Linked DNA regions of Mus musculus: region 1 is linked to region 2. The links are chromatin loops, found by intact Hi-C in ENCODE. Cell type or tissue: left cerebral cortex. All regions are shown on one strand. Links, peaks and the distances in the headings refer to the core of each region. The heading gives the core; the rest is flanking DNA.

Evidence for each region. Hi-C counts contacts between places; a loop is a spot of excess contacts. Peaks named below come from ENCODE experiments on the same cell type or tissue, not always from the same donor. Only the 100,000 strongest peaks of a DNase experiment are listed, where the experiment ranks them.
Region 1: it touches region 2 in a loop (2.9-fold over the local background); 2 of 42 quality-filtered maps call a loop at or near these places.

Annotation. Positions count from the first base shown.
Region 1 is chr17:45,903,196-45,906,097 of GRCm38, reverse strand. No RefSeq gene overlaps it. Among named protein-coding and RNA genes, the nearest start is that of Gm41584, 19 kb to the right of the region's middle. In left cerebral cortex, for the core only: no CTCF peak of the experiment used is centred there; a DNase peak (open chromatin) is centred at 1,634.
Region 2 is chr17:45,733,936-45,736,837 of GRCm38, reverse strand. F630040K05Rik (RIKEN cDNA F630040K05 gene) reads right to left here and starts at 2,332. Exons shown (of 5, transcript NR_152153.1): 1 at 1,992-2,332. It also overlaps a transcript of 1600014C23Rik not described here. In left cerebral cortex, for the core only: a CTCF peak has its summit at 1,203 (motif pointing left); DNase peaks (open chromatin) are centred at 348 and 1,192; H3K4me3 peaks cover 983 bases; H3K27ac peaks cover 2,065 bases.

The DNA of each region.
Region 1 (2,902 bases), core at 153-2,652, 170 kb before region 2:
CAGACAGTCACAGCCCCCATGTGAGTGTTGGGAGCTGGCTTCTGGTCCTCGGCAAGGGCAACAGTGCCCTTAACCACTGAAAGATCAGTGTAGTCCTCCTGCACCTTTGTGCCAGGTCAAGTGGACAGCTGTGCCTCTGGCTTCCAGAAGTGGGAACAACAAGAGAAGACACTCTCCTGGGAGTTCCCTGGACCCACCCTCCTCCCCGAGGGGAGTGAGTAGTTCTTAGCATCACATGGGGAGCAACACCATCTCACAGTGCACTCTCCTTCCATGGTCTCTCTGCTGCTCCCGAGCCTGCCTAGCTCTGACTCACAGCTCTCTGAGTCCTTGATCCGGGCCTACCATTCCCATGGCCCCGGGGACTTCCAGGATTAGTGTCCCTGCCTGGGATCTGTGTTTTGTCTATCAAATATGCTGCCTTTATTTAGTGCTGATCCGTTTGCCCATTTTACTAATGAGGAGCTGTCCGTGGCCGAGATAATGTGTGTTTCCAAGCACTTTTGAGAAAGTGCCAGCTAAGGGCAGAGATCTGACACTTGAGTCGGAGGCTGTGACTCAACATGGGACCAGGTGAGATCTGCAGAAGCATGTTTGTAGTATTGGGAAGAGCTGGGTGGGACGCCCTTAACATTGCAGGCTCATCAGGGCTAGGAACCCATGCTGGAGGTGCCCAGAGAAACCACATGATACAAGTATGCCAGACACATATGTCTGCCTGCATGCATGGATACATGCACACACTTAATATTTGTGTTCCAGAAGACTGGACAGGCGAGGGAGATGAGAGTCACTGGTTGAACATCTTAACTGGTTCTGGGGTTGTGGCCTCCCAACCCAGGCCTTTGCTCTGAGAGTTGGGAGCTTATAACCCTCAGATAATTCTGGTTGAGTTTAAGGGTTGAACTCTTAGGTCCAAGGAAGGCCATGCCTGACATGTGTTACAAGCAGGTGATTTGCAGTGACCAAAGTAGTTGGGGGCTGCTGTTGCTTAAGCATCCACGCCAAACTCATGTTGAAATTTAGTCCCCACAGGGAGGCATTTAGAGGTGAGGCTGGAGGCACAGGAGAGGTAGTGGGCCTGGGTTTAGGGCCTTAGCACCCACGTAAAAAGCTGTGTGTGGCTGTATGTTCCTATAATCCCAGCATGGAGGGGAACAGAGACAGGAGGAGACCTGGAGCTTGCAGCCAGCCAGTCTAGCTAATCAGAGAACTCCAAGTTCAGTGAGAGACCTTGACTCAATACTATAAAGTATAGAGTGATTGGGGAAGACACTTGATATGAACTTCTGGTCTCCACATGCACATACGCTCACGTGCATGTATGTGCATGCACATGTGCATGTGTGAGTACACACACACACACACACACACACACACACACACACACACACACGAGGTAGAGCAGGCTGGGCTTTAAGAGGTTACTGGCCAGAGGGTGCATTCAGGGACTTCCATGCAGGGTAACTTCACACAGTCAGAGTAGCAGGGAGCGACAGGCTTCAGGCAGCCTCGAGCCTAGTACATTTTGCCTTCAACTCACTTGTAGGATTTATTTTTGCTAGCATATTTACTTAAATCTGGCTTCAGCTAGTGTTAAAATTAGCAAGCATTCCTTAAGAAGGTGCCCCAGCAGATGGGAGACACTTAGAAGCGAGCCTGGAACTGGAGGAAGTTTGCCTGAGAGGCAGCACCAGTCACAGATTATCCCTAATGGGTGTCCCCATGGAGTCTGAGAACCCAGAGTCTCTCTGGCAGGTTCCAAGGAAGGTGGCAGGGCTGATGTAATAGATAAAGATGAGGAAAGCTTCCAGGATCCAGTTCATTGATTCAGAAAGACGGTGGGGGCGGGGGCTGGCTGGGTGGTAGAGCTCTCGCTGCTCAGTTGAGAGATCTCTTTCTTATTCAGTGTGCAAGAAGGCCTGGGTTGGATCCTCAGCGCTAAGCAAACTGGGTGTGGGAACACGAGTCTTTAATCCCAGCACTGGAGATAGACGTAAGACAATCAGAGGTTCAGAGTATTGAGAAAAAGAAAAAAAGAAAAGAAGAAGAAGAAAAAAAAAACAGGCAAAAACTCACAAGAGCTGGTCTTGGCCAGCTCCTTGGTTTTATAGACAAATTGCAGCTCGGAGCAGAAGGTGACTTGTCCCAATCCCACAGCCAACAAACCACAGACCAAGAGCTGAGTGTACATTGCACGATTTCCAGTCCTTGGTCCCCTTCTGCCTCTGTGCTTATGAGAGCGGGCATCCCTTGGGACTCTTCCCGCTATGAGTGAGAGGCATCGGCTGAGAAGGCAGGGATAAACGGGCCTGGAGAGGGTGGGGTTGAGTGGACACGGGATTCTTTGGCCCTCTGCTTCCTAGCAGGCTTCTTCTAGCTGGTCTCAGTATATTTATCTGTAAAATGGAGAGCTTGGCTCTCGTGGGCTGGCCAAGGCAAGACATATCAGACCAGAGCATTCTTTCTTGGCCACTGAGACCTCAGAGATGGGGTAGAGCCAGGGTCAGGCAGTGGAAAGCCGTGGCTCCAAGACCGGGAGGCGCCTGGTCCAGGGTGGAGGTGGGGGCAGAGAGCGGCAGAGTTAGCGCAGTGCCTTCCACCCCAGCTATTTTTACCCCCAGAGCACTGGACTGCAAGAGGCCTGACTAAAAATACCAGCAGCCTGTCCTGAACATCCTTTCCCCAGAGAGGCGGGTGAAGGCTGGCAAGAAGAGGCTGTGGCACTCAGCTTTCTCCGTCCTTAGATTGGGATGCCTTGGGGGCATTCGGGAAATGGACCCTTCCCTCTGAAGAGCTTCAGAGTGGAGAGAGCCAAAGAAAAAGGTTGCTTTTGTCCAGCAATCCCCTTCAGCCCTGTTTGCGCACATCCACATTTTAAAAACCCAGTGTAATTAGTCTG
Region 2 (2,902 bases), core at 151-2,650:
GGCCTCCCTTGTGCTGCTCCTCCATTCGCTACGTGCAGAATGGGCCGTCGGCAGCAGCTGCAGCGCGGGATGGGAGGGGGAGGAGGGGAGGGGGAGGCGGCGCTCGGCCTGGGGGAGGGGCCGCGCCGCGCCGCGCCGGCGGGGAAGGGGCTGGGAAGAGGGGCCGGGCCCCCCGAGTGGGCCGACCAGGGGGACAGTCCGGGTGGGCTCCGCTCTCGGCCCGTCTCCCCCTCCCCCTCCAACTCCTTTCTGCAAGGCCATTTTGGCCATCCTCCTGCTCCCTTCCCGGGATTCCTGGCAGGGAGCGGATGCAGAGGTTGGTTGGGGGTTTTTTGTTTGGTTTTATTTTAACCCCCTCTGTGTTGTTCCCCACGCAGACCCCAGACCCTTAGACGCAGGAAAGAATAGCCCCTGCTGTCCCCTCCCTCGCTTTCTGTCCCAACCACATTGTCGAGCTTTTGTGTGAATCGACCCAACTGTAACCCCTTCCCCACTCGGCCTACCATGAGGCAGAGTTTCTGAAAGGTGCTGAGGCCACACTCAATCCTCCCTCCTACCCACCTGGAGGGCAGAATGGACCCCAGGACATAAGGCCAGTATCAGCTCCCACCCCCACCCCTGCCCCAACCAGAGACAGAAAGATCTAGTGGAGCCTGCTGCTGCCCAGGATAACTGAGTCGGCCCGAATTTGGTGGTGTTACAACTACAGGTCATTGTAGCAGGTGTGTACCTGTTTATAAAGGGTTCCCCGGGAGCCTAATGAGAGACCACCAGGGGCTGAATCCTATAACCCATGAGCTGTCTTGCCAGGATCCCAGATGTAGCCCAGATGTCCACAGCAGTCCCTCCCACAGGGTGGGACACCAGCTAGTCTATGCAGCCCCTCCCAACCCTTCTTCCAAGGTCAGGGAAGGAAAGCCGGCCATCTCCAGTGCGCCTTCCCCATTTAAGATGTTGGGAGAGGCATCTCTGTCCCTCAAGCTCTTTTTCCTGCCCAAAGCCACCTGGGTTCATCCTGTTGTCTAACTTCGAACCCTCTGACAGGTTAAGTCTAAATCATCAAAAAGAAAGGCAAACTTCCTGGGGGGCAGCTGGGGGGGTGGGGAGGACAGGCCAGGGAGACCGGACTTACTAGCCCTACACAAGGAAGGATTCTCTACCCACCTCCCTGGTGGCCTCAGTCCTTGGGCAGCGCCCTCTGCTGGCCAGAAAGAAATGCAGGAAAGAACAGAGTCCTACAGATCTTTGGGAAGGTCTGAGAAGGGGGACAAGGGACAGAGAAACAAGTAAAAACGTTAAGCTGCCCTGTCACTGACCTGAGCATACATAAAGAAGCAACCCTAGATGTGAGGAAGTTGTGACCCGCTTTATATGGACCTAGGGGTTAAGCAAGCTGGCAAACAGACTTTTAACACCCCAGAAGTGGCACTTCCTGCCCTGAATAGCTCAGTTGCCCTCTGCCCCTGAAACTCTTATTCCTGCCAGAAAGCCTTTCCTGCCACCTCCTACCAGGGCAACGTGCTAGAAGGTGCAGCTATAGCCAGAACCCTAGAACCTAAGAGCTGAGAGAGAGAGGGCACCTCAAGCCAGAAACATACACACAGAGATCCAAGCCCAGATCCCTGCTACAGCAGAACTCAAGATAGAATTAGGCCCTGGCCCTGAGTCACATCTTGGCATGAGCTTGCCTGACCAAGACAGGCCAGCTTGTCCAGAGGTGAGACTTAGGTCACAACCCATCGCCCTACCTCTGATGCCAGGTATCCTTCCCCTCACGTCCCACACGTGGGGTCAGGGTGGGGCCTGGGATGGACTGGGCTGGGCTAGTGCTGAGACCAGTGAAGGGTGGAGCACTTGGAAGGCAGAGGAGGGACATCCTGGGTGAGGGAGGCTACGAGTGTCCCCAAGGACTGGTGGCTTCTGGATTATCCTCTGGTGGTTGCTTCTCTAGCCCTGGGCATCTGCACAGGACCTTCACCCGGCTGACTTACCTCCAAAGACGGCAGCTCCTGACCTTCCCGGGCCCATTAGGGCCTGAAGCAGGGCCACACTTCCATGCTGCAGCCAGAGGGCCAGGCTTGTCTGCAGCCCTCCCCGTCAAGCACATGACCCAGTGGGCTTCCTTTGTGGCCCCCTGCATTACTTAACTGATTCACTGATCCCCCTAAGTGGCCAGGTCCCTTTCAGACCCAGGCAGCCTAGGGAGACTCCTAGGGGCAGTGTTGAAGCCCAGGAGGTACAGAGATCTACCGGCTTTAATTGGAAGTAATTAGTTAATCTACTCTGAAAGCAGTGGGGGAGGGGAGGAAGCTTTGGGGAAAGAAGACTCTACACTGTCAATCTGGTGAGTCTTGGGGGACCATAACTCTCCCCTGCACACGCACTCACTTAGAAGGCCTTTCTTTTCAACCCCAAGGCAAACCCAGGCCCGGAACAGACAGGGGGCAGCTTTGTATACAACAAAGCAGGTGCCCTGGGTTTGGTGGGAATCACCTTTGAGAGCAAGCCAGGAGAAAACCAAAGAAGGGAGCTAGAGAGATGCAGGAACTCTAGGGTGAGAACTGGTTCCTCTCTGTCACCTCTGTTTGCACCCTGCCCAAGGTCACGCACGTACAGCCCTACAAGTTAGGAGCCAGTGCGCTCCCAGCCCAAAGGCTAGCTTCGCTATTTCGGCAGCGAGAAGCCATTCCCATAACGGGGAAAGGGGCGCCGGAGGACAGAGCCCTAACCAGGCCCCAGGGGGTGTGTCCTCGGCCACAACGCGACGCGGGCAGGCAGCGTGGCGGGGACTCTGGCCGACAGCCTCCCGCGCGGTCCGGAGCAGCTGACCCGCTGGCGATCGGCCAAGTTGCGGCGGGCCGGGAGGCAGCAACGTGCGGCGCGGCATGTCGCGGGCCCGGAG